2 separate regions of the Homo sapiens genome follow, and region 2 is linked to region 1. The links are chromatin loops, found by intact Hi-C in ENCODE. Cell type or tissue: OCI-LY7. All regions are shown on one strand. Each heading gives the region's core, and the rest is flanking DNA. Links, peaks and the distances in the headings are about the cores only.

Region 1 (6,680 bases), core at 1,020-6,019:
ATTCAAGATGGATTAAAGACTTACATGTTAGACCTAAAACCATAAAAAACCTAGAAGAAAACCTAGCCAGTACCATTCAGGACATAGGCATGGGCAAAGATTTCATGACTAAAACACCAAAAGCAATGGCAACAAAAGCCAAAACAAACAAGTGCCATCTAAGTAAACTAAAGAGCTTCTGCACAGCAAAAGAAACTACCATCAGAGTGAACAGGCAACCTACAGAATGGGAGAAAATTTTTATAACCTACCCATCTGACAAAGGGCTAATATCCAGAATCTACAAAGAATTTAAACACATTTACAAGAAAAAATCAAAAAACCCCATCAAAAAGGCAAAGGATATGAACAGACACTTCTCAAAAGAAGACATTTATGCAGCCAACAGACGTGAAAAAATGTTCATCATCACTGGCCATCAGAGAAATGCAAATCAAAACCACAATGAGATACCATCTCACACCAGTTAGAATGGCGATCATTAAAAAGTCAGGAAACAACAGGTGCTGGAGAGGATGTGAAGAAATAGGAACACTTTTACACTGTTGGTGGGACTGTAAACTAGTTCAACTGTTGTGGAAGACAGTGTGGCGATTCCTCAAGGATCTAGAACCAGAAATACCATTTGACCCAGCCATCCCATTACTGGGTATATACCCAAAGGATTATAAATCATGCTGCTATAAAGACACATGCACACGTATGTTTATTGCGGCACTATTCACAATAGCAAAGACTTGGAACCAACCCAAATGTCCATCAGTAATAGACTGGATTAAGGAAATGTGGCACATATATACCATGGAATACTATGCAGCCATAAAAAAGGATGAGTTCATGCCCTTTGTAGGGACATGGATGAAGCTGGAATCCATCATTCTGAGCAAACTATCGCAAGGACAGAAAACCAAACACCGCATGTTCTCACTCATAGGTGGGAATTGAACAATGAGAACACTTGGACACAGAGTGCAAAACATCACACACCGGGGCCTGTCATGGGGTGGGGGGAGGGGCGAGAGATAGCATTAGGAGATATACCTAATGTAAATGATGAGTTAACGGGTGCAGCACACCAACATGGCACATGTATACATATGTAACAAATCTGCACGTTGTACACATGTACCCTAGAACTTAAAGTATAATAAAAAAAAAAAAGAAAAAAAAGTGGGCACTGGACTTAAGTAGACATTTCTCCAATATCACAAAGTCATTAGAAAAAGACAAGTAAAAATCACAGTAAGATACTTCATACCCATTAGGTTGGCTATTATCAAAAAACCAAAATAACAGGTATTGGTAAAGATCTGGAGAAACTGGAACCCTTGTGAACTGTTAGTGGGAATGTAAAATGGTGCAGCACCATGGAAAACAGCACAGCAGTTCCTCAAAAAAATAAACAGAATCACCACATGATTCAACAAGTCCACTTCTGGGTACATACCTAAAAGAACTGAAAGCAGAGACACAAACAGATATCTGTACGTCCATATTCACATCAGCATTATTCACAATAGCCAAAGGTAGAAGCAACCCAAGTGTCCATCAACAGATGAATGAATAAACAAATGTGATATTTACATATAATAGAAAATTATATCATCTTAAAAAGGAAGGAAATTCTGACCCACGCTACAACATGAATGAACCTTGAAAACATTACACGAAGTGAAAGAAGCCAGTCACCAAAGGATAAATATTGCATGAGTCCTCATCTATGAGGTACCTAGAGTACTGAAATTCAAAGAGACAGAAAGAATGTTGGCTGCCAGGGCTGGGAACAGAAGGGAATGAGGAGTTAAGTATTTAACAGGTACGGAGTTTCAGTTTGTGAAGATTAAACAGTTCTGTGGATGGATGGTGATAATGGGTGCACAGCAATGTGAATGTACTTAATACCACAGAACCATACACCTAAGAATGGTAAAAATCGTGAATTTTATGTTATGTTTAAAATTGTAATAAAAATACATAGATAAATTTTTTAAATTTTAAATAAGTATGTGAGTAAACAGAAAAGAGTAAACATAAATTTTTGCTCTTCTCTTAATTTCCTTAAGACATCACATTTCATAAAGCAACAACTATAACACTGAATTGTTAGTAGGTTTATAACATATATAATATACAGGCAATAGCAGCACAATGGGCTGATAGTCTATGTCCCTCATTTCCTCTTAGTCCACACACACTTCAATAAGAGTGTTTAATCCTTAAACACCGCTATCCCCTGAAAGACATCATCTCCTTTCAGCTGCTTCCTGGATAATGACCACCATGAAAGGAATAGGTAGGACTATAAAGACCTATTTTGAAACTTCAGGATTCTATCCTGACCATTTCTGGTAATGATACATCTGCTAATTTCATTCTGTGACACACACACACACACAGACACACGCACACACACACACACACACACACAACTTAATGGTTCCCCATCACATACAGAATAAAATCCAAACTCTTACAGTGACAGTGGCTTTCAAGGCTACCCTCCCCCACAATCTGATCCAAACCTATATTTAGGGCCTCTTCTTCCTATAATAAAGCCCACATATTCCAAACCTTATTAGACTATTCACTATTCCCTGAACATCATATTAACTTACATGGTTTGCTGAATTGGAAATTTATTCCTTCCACTACCCATTCCCACCTATAAAAATCCTTCTCTTCCCTCAAATCTCTGCTCAAATGCCACATCCTCCCTGACACTTTTCCCCAAAATAAATACATGAGTTAGGATTAAATACTCTCTTCTACATAGAAACACAGAACGCACCTTATTTATGTTTCTGTTTCAGTAGATTCGCATCTTACATGGGTGATAAATTCTAAACAACATATGAGGCAAAAATCTTCTATCGTCCAGGTTATTCTTGAAAATCCCATAGGAAGCCACTGCTGGAGACTGTCACATAGCCCTACAAGAAGTCCAAAATAGTGGCATTTCCACCATTAAAACTGATTGCCTTTTCCTTGTAAGCACTAGAAGTTACTGCTGACTTGTATTTAGACGCCATGTTATATGCAAAATGGATACCTTTAAGCCCTAGAAATGTTCATGCTCTGGGAGGCATGCAGGAACCAAGTGAGCCTGCAGGAATGGCAGATTCACATTCACAGGCTCTCACTGTCCACCTACTGCAGGGCACAGACTCACTGAGTGGAATGTGCACGCAGCTCCTTTGTGCTTGTGCTCTCTGTGGCATAGGTTTAGTAGAATCAGGGTAGGTGACATTTGTCATGATGCACCCTCCTCTGGGAGGAGAGTCATCATACCCATTTAGCTCCTCTAGGACTCAAGCACAAGCTATACCTTACTTACCTTTAGCAGTCTCATAGAATGCACATATGAATGTCTTGCAAATGGTGAATAATTATAAATGCCTTTGAATTTAACTAAAGTGACAGCACAACCAACCACATATAAAACTATCTCTTCTACAGTTATTACAGTATAATCATTCCAAAAACGATCCTTTTTGCACCAAAAAAAACCAGTGCTCTTACAAATTAGAAATGCTTACAGTTCTGGAAATAACATCCAATCTGATCTTAAAATGCAATAATTTTGCATAATGAGGGAACCAGGTGGTTGGCTGCTCTTAATGTTCTGAAGAAAATAACATCAAAAAACAGTTCATAAGATGAAAGATGACAGTGACCTTTAGCCTCCCACTTTATCTCTTTGAAAAACTTGTGGTGTAAATGTAAAGTATTATTTCTTTTTTGGGACCTTTTCCTTTAGTAGCTAGAAGAACTGATATGCAAGATAACGGTCCCATTCTTTTAAAGAGAAACATTTGTCTAGTATTGTTATTTCCTGTCATTCTATGTTAAGTATTATTCTGTTATAAACAGTAATGTTTCTCAACAGAAAAAGACACATCCAAACGGGTCACCTGCAGTTGCACAGCAGGTGGTGAAACAGGTGACTTGAGCTTCCCTCACAGAAGAAGCTCAGGGATTGTCAGTTTTCTCAGATTTGCAAACATGCTGAGTAAACTGCAGATGTCCCCTTAGGCTGGAAAGGAAGCTCAGCGAGCCAACAGAGACACTGCCTTTGGCAAAGAAAGACAGAGGGCTTCTTCAGGGCAGCCAGTCTAAACTAAAAATCAGCTGGCAGATACAGTTCTCATAAGCTGACATGGGTCAGTCAAAATTAGCTCCAGGTGAGGTCAGGGTTTCTGAGCCCTGTGCCATAGCAGACCCCATAGGGGCAAATGAGACAATTTCCAGGTCAATCCAGGATAGCTGGGCTAATTAGAATGCTTTCCTGGGATTTTGGGGAAGCCTTGAATGAGAGGGGATGTCAGGTCCACCTCTTTCTTGCTGCAGCTGTAAAATGTGGAACTGCAGTGGCGATGCTCCTCACCATATGGAGCAAGTAGCTGGCCGCAAGAGAGAATCAGAGGCAAGAGATGGAGAGATTCCTAACAGGGCTCAAAACCAGGTTCCAGTTGCTTCTGAAATCCAACTGCACCCCTACCCTTGCTGTGACTTGGTGATTCTGTGAACCACACCCCTGCCATCTCAATAAACCCCCTTTTCACTTGATTGAATTAAAGGTGTTTGCACATTGCAGTCACTTGCAACCAAAGAGAATTCAGATGTTAAGAATACGTGTTTAAAAAGATCATGACAAGGAAAACAAGACAATCCAACCAGTTACCAAAAGTAACTAAGAATAAAACCATAGGGCAGTCATTGATAAGAAAGTTGTATTTGCAAGATGACAGATTCAAATGCTAGTGACTAGTCAATAGAATTACAACCACAAAATGGGTGATACATAACTCAGGGATCATGTGTGGTTCTGAAAGGAGTGTCCATGACTGTTTTATCTGCTTATCTGTGCTAGTAGAGAATGTAAATGATAGTCTGCAAAACTGAAGTTATTCTCTTCCAACCAATTGTGCTGAGCAAATGAATAAATCTGCAAAACAAGTAAGGTTGGCCTTAGATCTTTAATTTAGTTTTTATGTTCCATGTATTTCAGAACCACTGCCTGGTATTTCTTTATAAATAGCTTTATTGTTTTTAGAAAAATGATGCATGTACCCTGCAAATAACTTTTTAACTATCAAAATTTTATTTTACCATAGGAAAAATGGTCTGAAATGCCTCTGGCTTTAGCAAAACTGATACATGGAAACAACTTTTATTTACTGACCATTTATATATAACGCAGTAGTTGGTGTTTATGAGGGAGACAAGTACTAAACAGGGTCCCTAAACTCTACTAATGTAGAACCTGGTTAGGAAGATAAATCCATCTGTTATGGGAGGAGTATAAATTATTATCCATGGTTACATGTAGAATGACTGATCAACAGTATGAGGAAAGAGCGCAGAATTCAGAGAGCCTGAAGCATAATCCCATCTCTGCCATTTTTTTCCTGCCACTTATTATATGACCTTTACACATTGCTAAGTATTATGAATCTCAATTTTTCTCATGTGTAAAATGTGACTATTTTTTTGTTTGTTTGTTTTTGAGATGGAGTCTCGCTCTGTTTCCCAGGCTGGAGTGCAGTGGCAAATCTTGGCTCACTGAAACCTCCACCTCCCAGGTTCAAGCAATTCTCCTGCCTCAGCCTACCGAGTAGCAGAGATTACAGGCACAGGCCACCGTGCCCAGGTAATTTTTCTATTTTTAGTAGAGACGGGGTTTTACCATGTTGCCCAGGCTAGTCTCGCACTCCTGACCTTAGGTGATCCACCCACCTCGGCCTCCCAAAATATGATTATTAAAACCTACCTCCGGCTGGGTGCAGTGGCTCATGCCTGTAATCCCAGCACTTTGGGAGGCCAACTCAGGTGGATCACTTGAGGCCAGGAGTTCAAGACCAGCCTGGCCAACATGGCAAAACCACGGGTCTACTAAAACTACAAAAATTAGCCGGGCGTGGTAACACACGCCTGTAGCCCCAACTCCTCAAGAGGCTGAGGCAGGAGGATCATCTGAACCCGAGAAGAGGAGACTGCAATAAGCCAAGATCACACCACTGCACTCCAGCCTGGGAAACAGAGCAAGAGTGTCTCGAAATAAAATAAAATATAAAATAAAATAAAAGCCAACTGTATGAGAATCACATGAGGAGTAAATCTCAAAAAATAGATTGATATATTTGGCTTAAGCTGCCAAAAGACGTAAGAATGATGTCAAAAAGATAAACATTCACACTGCTGACAAATGAGGGAATAAGCTCCAGACCTTTACACACAACATCTCCTTTCCCTGGAATGCTCTCCTTTCCCCTCACCCTCCACCCTGTACTTCCCAGGCCTTGGCTGAAATGTCAGCTCCTGAGAGAGGCATTCTCTGACCATGTAAATAGGTGCTAGGCATCACTCACTAGATAAATAAATCACCCCACAGATTCTGATTCAAGATAACTGCATAGGATACCTGAACGAGGTTTCCGCCCCTATGAAAGACCATGCTGAAGAACCCACCTCCAACGAGTGGCTCACTGGATTCAAACTCTGACTGCTCTCCTGATAAGCTGTGGGTTCCTTCTACCAGTTAATTTCTCTGTGCCTCAGTTTTCGTTTCTTTAAAACGGAAATAATAATAGTATCTAAAAGCTGATGAGAGAATTACACGACATACTGTAAATCAATGAATGTTTAGTATACAGTAGGCAGCCACAGCTTGGTTATATGAG
Region 2 (6,680 bases), core at 926-5,925, 130 kb after region 1:
CCAGAAGAGGAGAGAATTGGACACTGTCCCCTTCATAATTTTAAAGAAGCTTATGATTTTAAAGAGAACAGTTGACTCTCAACGAATTTCTCTGGCAAAGAATCTAGTTTGAATATACTCAGGCCATATGGCTTTAGTTAGGTGGCAAAGTCATTTTAGGATCGGCCTGAGTGTTAGATTTGCTTTTGAGGCTCAGATCATTATAACTCGTTTTCAGGGCTCCCTCAGAGCAGTATCTAACATCTGCTTTCTCATCTATAGAAAAGACAAGGAACTACTCCCATGGCAGGACAAGGCCAGCTTCAGAAAACAGGCAGGTGGGGCTGTTACTTCCAAGGGCAAAACAAAGATCAAGTACTAAACCATGCTCTACCTTTCTCATAAAGGTCAGTGTGGGCTTCAGCTTTAGGAAGGCTGGAGCTTCAAAGCTGTAGGAGGGAGAAGAAGGCATCTCTTTGATTCCTTTTCTTGCTGATGCTTAAAAAAGCTATGAGCCCCACACCTTGAAGAAGACCTCCTGTAGTAATCTCTCTTCCTTCATCTTTCAATTTTTCAGCCTCCTAGGCTTTAGATGTTCTAAGATAAAGTCTCTCCCCACTCTTTTAGTGTCTAGGTTGTGCTGATGCCTCTTTTAAACATACTGTGTTTGTTAGATACAGACTACTGCAGGCACTTGCCTCTGGGGATGGCCTTGGAAAAGACTATGGTACATCTAGGAAACCTTCCCACAGAGTTGGCATTTAAGGTACACAGGAATCACACTTGGTGGCTTAAGTTTAAATTCAGAGCATCCTAAGTACACTTTGCTCCTGCCCCAACCCCACAGTCCCCCATTTCAGAAATAACTTCAGCGTGCGTGTGCCAAAGTGCTGCAGGTGGTACTTGAGCTTTTATTCAAATGCAGTTTCTCTTTGAAGGAGAACAAAGTAGATTGGAATAAAAGTCCTATTTTTGGAAAAGAGAAGTGATGCCCTGATAGATATTTGCAATGTAAAAACTCCTTTCTATAGGAAAGCATCCTCAATTACTTCACTTTCTTTACAGCAGGTGACTCAGGAAGAGCTCCAAATCACAGCAAGTACCTGTTGACCATGACTACTTATATTGCTGGTAACTTGGTAGCTTTTCCCATTTTCACAAAATGAGAACAAAATGACTGGTTTCCATTGCAATATGTAGGCAATTGTTGGCAACCGCTTTTATTTTTATTTTATTTTATTTTTTAACCTCTACTCATTGTTGTGAACTAGAACGTCCCTTGCATCAATAACTACAGGGCCAGCTTTGTATACAAGTCACAGTTTAGGGGTGAGTGCAGAGGTGCTGAGTTATTATCTATGTCAAATGAACTACAACATGGAGTTGCTCTACCTTGAAAATGACAGAGAAAAGAAGCAGTAAAATGTAATGGTGAAACCTGCAAGTTTGGGAACCAGGCTGCCTGAGTACTAATCCATGTGGTACTGCATTCTCAACAGGCTCCTTATCTGTAAAATGGGAATAATGAGAGCTGGGGAGAATTATACAAGGTGCCTTTAGTGGAGGGCCAGCATTTAGCCAGGGCCCAGTACACACTTGCTCTTCTGGATGTGCTATTCGATGGAGTGATAGCTCAGGGGATACTCCTAGATTTATTTGAAGATCAGGGAGACAATGCTATCACTTATTTGGACTAGAAGAGTTAGCTCTCTGGTTGCCATCTTGTATTCATGGGATGGATGCTCAAATCAGCCCCTGTGAATCCCTTAAACAAGCAAGTGGGAGCAAGCATGCCAATAGAGTTGAATTTGGTGCTAGCCATTTCTGTTTCCTGTCGACCAAGATCCCCTTTCCTACACACCCAGGTTCCATGATCAGATCTCTTTATCAGATCTTATGGCTTGCCTCTTCAATATTAAGAACTGCCATTTAGGGCCAGGTACAGTGACTCAGGCCTGTAATCCCAGCACTTTGGGAGGCTGAGGCGGGTGGATCACTTGAGGCCAGGAGTTCCAGACCAGCCTGGCCAACATGGTAAGAACCCATCTCTACTAAACACACACACACACACACACACACACACACACACAATTAGCTGGGCATGGTGGTGCGTGCCTGTAATCCCAGCTACTCAGAAGGCTGAGGCTGGAGAATCACTTGAACCTGGGAGGTGGAGGTTGTAGTGAGCCGAGATGGCACCACTGCACTCCATCATGGGCAACAGAGCGAGACTCCATCTCAAAAAAAAAAAAAAAAAACAACCAGATCTACCATTTAGCCATTTATTGTCAAGCTCTTTTTACCGTCTAAAAAGAAATCAGGGGACTCTTTGTCTCAATGGAATCATTTCTTCCTGTGCAGTTGAATAAAGCAGAAGGGTTTGGAATAAACAAGGAAAAATCCAGCTCTCCTTGATGCCTCCAACCCCTCACCTCTTAATCTCTTCATCCCTTCTTCATATGTCCATTGAGTACCTATCCTGTGTGCTAAGTGCTAATGACACACAGTGAAGCAGATAAACATGGTCCTGCCCTCAAGACACTCATATTCTAGAGAGAGAATGATCATAAACAAGAAAATGGACAAAGAAACAATTTTATGTTGTAATAAGTGTTTTAATAAAAAGAAAGAAGGAAGGGGCTGAAAGAAGAGAACAGTGGATCAGAGAGTTGGGGTGCTACAATAGATAGGGTGGTCAGGGAAGGGGCTGCTATGGGTGGGACCCTAAGCTGAGAAAAGACTGCCTCTTTGCGAGGTGATTGTGGGCAAGGTGATGTTTTTAACAATGAGCCAGGCTTGGGTTGAGATGAGGAGGTAAAATCCTTTGAAAAAGGCTGAGATTATGATGCTGGTGCTGGGCTCAGAGCATACACCCCAGAGGACTCAGGGAAATATGTATATGGGGTGGGTCCTTGAGTTCCTGGCAGATCAGGTGTATACAGAACACAATGCTAATTCATTAATTCATTCTTTCACTCCACAAGTTTATGGAGTATTATAATAGGTCATGTACTATTCTGGGTGCTTGGACTACATTAGCAAACAAAACAAAGATTTCCACTCTGGAGCTTGTGTTCTAGCTGGAGGAAATAGAAAACAACTAACAAAAGTAACATGCAAGAAAATTATGTCCAATATTGGAAGGTGTTAAGTGCTATCAAAAAAAATAAGACAAGGTAAATTAAGGTAAGGAGGAATCGGGAGTGCCAGGGGTAAAGGTATCTGCACACACGTGTGCATATGTTTGTGTGTATGTAATTTAAAATAGAGTGGTCAGCATAGGCCATGTCAGAAGGGAGTGTCTTAGTCCATCTTATGTTGCTATTGCAGAATACCACAGACTGGATGATATATAATGAACAAAAATTTATTTGGCTCACAGTTCAGGAAGCTGGGAAGTTTAAGAGCATGGTCTTGGCATCTGGTAAGGATATTTGTGCCGTGTTGTCCCATGGTGGAAGGCAGAAGGGTAAGTGAGGGTGACAGTGAGAGACAGGGAGTGCTAAACTTGGCTTTATAACAGCACAGTCTTGAGATGATGAACCCACTCTTATGATAATGCCATTAATCCACTCATGAGGATGGAGCCCTCATGGCTTAATAACCTTTTAATAGTTTTACCTCTTAATACCGTCACAATGGCAACTAAATTTCAACGTGAGTTTTGGAGGGGACGTTCAAATAATAGCAGTGAGATTAAAGGTGAGGGGTTTAGCCTTACAGGTAACTGGGGAAAGGGGTCCAAGCAGACTGAACAGCCAGTACAAAGGCTGGAAAGTAGGACATGAGACTCTGGTAATGAGTGTCTGGGGGACCTGGACCTCTGGGGTGACTAACCAGGGATGTGAGGCACCGTGAGCCAGTCCTGAGGGTCTCTGAGATGAAGTGGGGCTGCAGCTCCTAAGGCACACCGCACTGGTGCTCACAGCAGCTGCCACTCTAGAGGCTGGAGCTGGTGTTGCAGGTTTATGAGCTGAGACTCAGGAGGCTGTGGGTGGGACACTGCCAGGTACTGGAGTCATACAAAGATGCTGACCTGCTTCTCTCTCTGCCTCCAAGATTTCTGAAACCCTTCTCTGTAGCACCACTCTGGCTTCCTCAACCTCCTAAAAGGCTTCATGGACCCAAATTTCCAGTATCCTCTTCTAGTCCTATCTTGTTCAATCCCAACCCCAACTCCTCAAGGCAGAGGACCTCAATGAGAGGTTAGGAGGGAAGCAACCAACCTGAGCTAACAACCCAGGGCTTTCCGGGGTGGCAGGAGTTTTGATTGAATTCCTGGGAGTGCCTGTGGCTGGAGTGCTGTGTAAGCTGATGAGTTATGGGGCTGAGAACTTGGCATTTAGATGGTAGAAAACCAGAATATTCAAGGTCAGACAAATTTTGGTTTACATTTCACCTTTGCCACTTTTTAACTGAGAGACCTTGGAAAAGTTATTCTGTTATTCTCAGGCTCTCCTAGAAGCCTCGGGGAACCCTGGGCAGCTTTTGGATTTTGAAACCCCTACCTTTGGACATATATATACAAATATATATATTTGAAGATATAATTCACATACCATAAAATTCAACATTTTAAAGTGTACAATTCAGTGGTTCTTATATTCATAAGGTTGTACAACCATCACTAATATCTAATTCCAGAACATTTTCATTTACCCCCTAAAAAAACTCATATACATTGGCAATCACTCCACATTTGCTCCTGCCCCCAGCCCCAGCAATTATGAATCTACTTTTTGTGAATTTGCCTATTCTGGGCATTTCATATAAATGGAATGATAGAATATGTGTCCTTTTGTGACTGGTTTCTTTCATTTTGCATAATGTTTTCAAGGTTCATTCACATTGTAGCATGTATTAGTACTTCCTTCCTTTGTTATGGCTGAATAACATTCCCCTTGGATTTATCTTATTTTATTTTATTTTTATTTTTTGAGACAGAGTCTCTCTCTGTCACCCAGGATGGAGTGCAGTGGTATGATCATGGCTCATTGCAACCTCGACCTCCCAGGCCCAAGCAATCCTCCTGCCCCAGCCTCCCAAGTAGTTGAGACTCCAGGCACACACCACCATGCCTGGCTAATTTTATTTATTTTTTGTACAGACAAGCTCTCGCTATGTTGCCCAGGCTGGTCTTAAACTCCTGGGCTCAAGTGATCCTCCCACCTTGGCCTCCCAAAGTGCTGGGATTACAGATGTGAGCCACCACACTGGGTGGTCTCTCTGGATTTAGTTAGCAGCAGGGATTAGTGGATTCCTGTAAGACCTCTGTGATGAGGCTTCACCCTACTTTCCACACAGATTTGCCATCCATTAGCAGTCTATACCTCCATCCCCTAAGCTTGATGCCTGTATACAAATGCTTTTACTTTTATTGCCTTCTAGATCCTGGGTATGTATCCCCGTTGGGCCGTTGTCTAGCTGTAAAGGAGACATACTAATTGCTGTCTTACGTGTTGTGGTAAGGGCAAATGAAACAGCTTATAAAAGCATCTACCCTCCCCCTTTGCACTGTATATGCTTCATAGAGGACTCCATTAGTTCATGAAATACCTTGCTCTCCAGCCACTCTGGAAGAATGTTTCTAGTCTCCTTGTTCCTGTGATATGGCTGGGAGCAGGGCTTTCTGGGGTGGCAGGAGTTTTGATTGAGTTCCTGGGGGTGCCTGTGGCTGGGATGCTGTGTAAGGTGCCTACTTGCTTCACCTGCTGAGCAGGTGAACAATATGCAGTGGGTGTCTGGGGGAAGCTTGGATAGTGTTTTTAGATAAAGGCCTGAAAGGAAAGCTGATAAGTGACTATAACTGACATGATGAGACCCCTTGGTCTCCAGCCAAAAGTGTTAAGTCTTAGCTTGTGTCCCAGCACAGCCAGTTCCTCATCTTATTGCCTCACTTCTCTGGCCTAGCCAGTCACCACTTCTCCTTGCCACTACTCACCATCAGTGAGTGACGCTCCAGAAGAGGAGGAGTGTTTTTCACATAGCCTCAGGCAACTTGCAGGCTCTGTAGCTCTAATCTGAGCTGCAGAGGGAGACTTCTTGGCACTGAGAATCCTGGCTGGGCAGTGGGGTAGGGTAGAAAGGTGAGGCCTTGAAAACACCAGAAGGAAAACGCCTTTCTTAGGACATTTAGGAAGAACCCTGGAAAGATCCAGAAATTCAGGCAAAAAGGGAATGGTTTGGGAAAGACTGGAGAAAAGAAGTAACAGCACACTGGTTTGATTTTGGGGGTACCTCTGTACTGTGATCCACCCCTCTTATCATCACAGGTCTGCCTTTCTTGTTTGAGCACCTGGAGCAGTAGTTCTTTTGTTTTTTAGATGGAGTCTCACTCTGTCACCCAGGCTGGAGTGCAGTGGCGTGTTCTTGGCCCACTGCAACCTCTGCCTCCCAGGTTCAAGTGATTCTTCTGCCTCAGCCTCCTGAATAGCTGGGATTACAGGCACATGCCACCACGCCTGGCTAATTTTTGTATTTTTAGTAGAGACGGGGTTTCACCATGTTGGTCAGGCTGGTCTCGAACTCATGACCTCGTGATCCGCCCACCTCGGCCTCCCAAAGTGCTGGGATTACAGGCATGAGCCACCACCCCCAGCCTTGGAGCAGTAGTTCTAAGTCATCCCTGTGTAGCAGAATCACCTGGGGAACCTTTAAATATGCAGATTCCTAGGCCCTTCTCTCAGTGATTCTGATTCCCC

What was found. Hi-C counts contacts between places; a loop is a spot of excess contacts. Peaks named below come from ENCODE experiments on the same cell type or tissue, not always from the same donor. Only the 100,000 strongest peaks of a DNase experiment are listed, where the experiment ranks them.
Region 2: it touches region 1 in a loop (5-fold over the local background); 2 of 110 quality-filtered maps call a loop at or near these places.

Annotation. Positions count from the first base shown.
Region 1 is chr7:107,087,994-107,094,673 of GRCh38, reverse strand. The region is part of intron 2 of PRKAR2B (protein kinase cAMP-dependent type II regulatory subunit beta); the gene reads right to left. Among named protein-coding and RNA genes, the nearest start is that of PRKAR2B-AS1, 12 kb to the right of the region's middle. In OCI-LY7, for the core only: no CTCF peak of the experiment used is centred there; DNase peaks (open chromatin) are centred at 1,503, 3,163, 3,973, 4,363 and 3 weaker places; H3K4me3 peaks cover 5,000 bases; H3K27ac peaks cover 5,000 bases.
Region 2 is chr7:106,957,196-106,963,875 of GRCh38, reverse strand. No RefSeq gene overlaps it. Among named protein-coding and RNA genes, the nearest start is that of PRKAR2B, 84 kb to the left of the region's middle. In OCI-LY7, for the core only: CTCF peaks have their summits at 3,714 and 3,916; DNase peaks (open chromatin) are centred at 945 and 3,935; H3K4me3 peaks cover 926 bases; H3K27ac peaks cover 1,020 bases.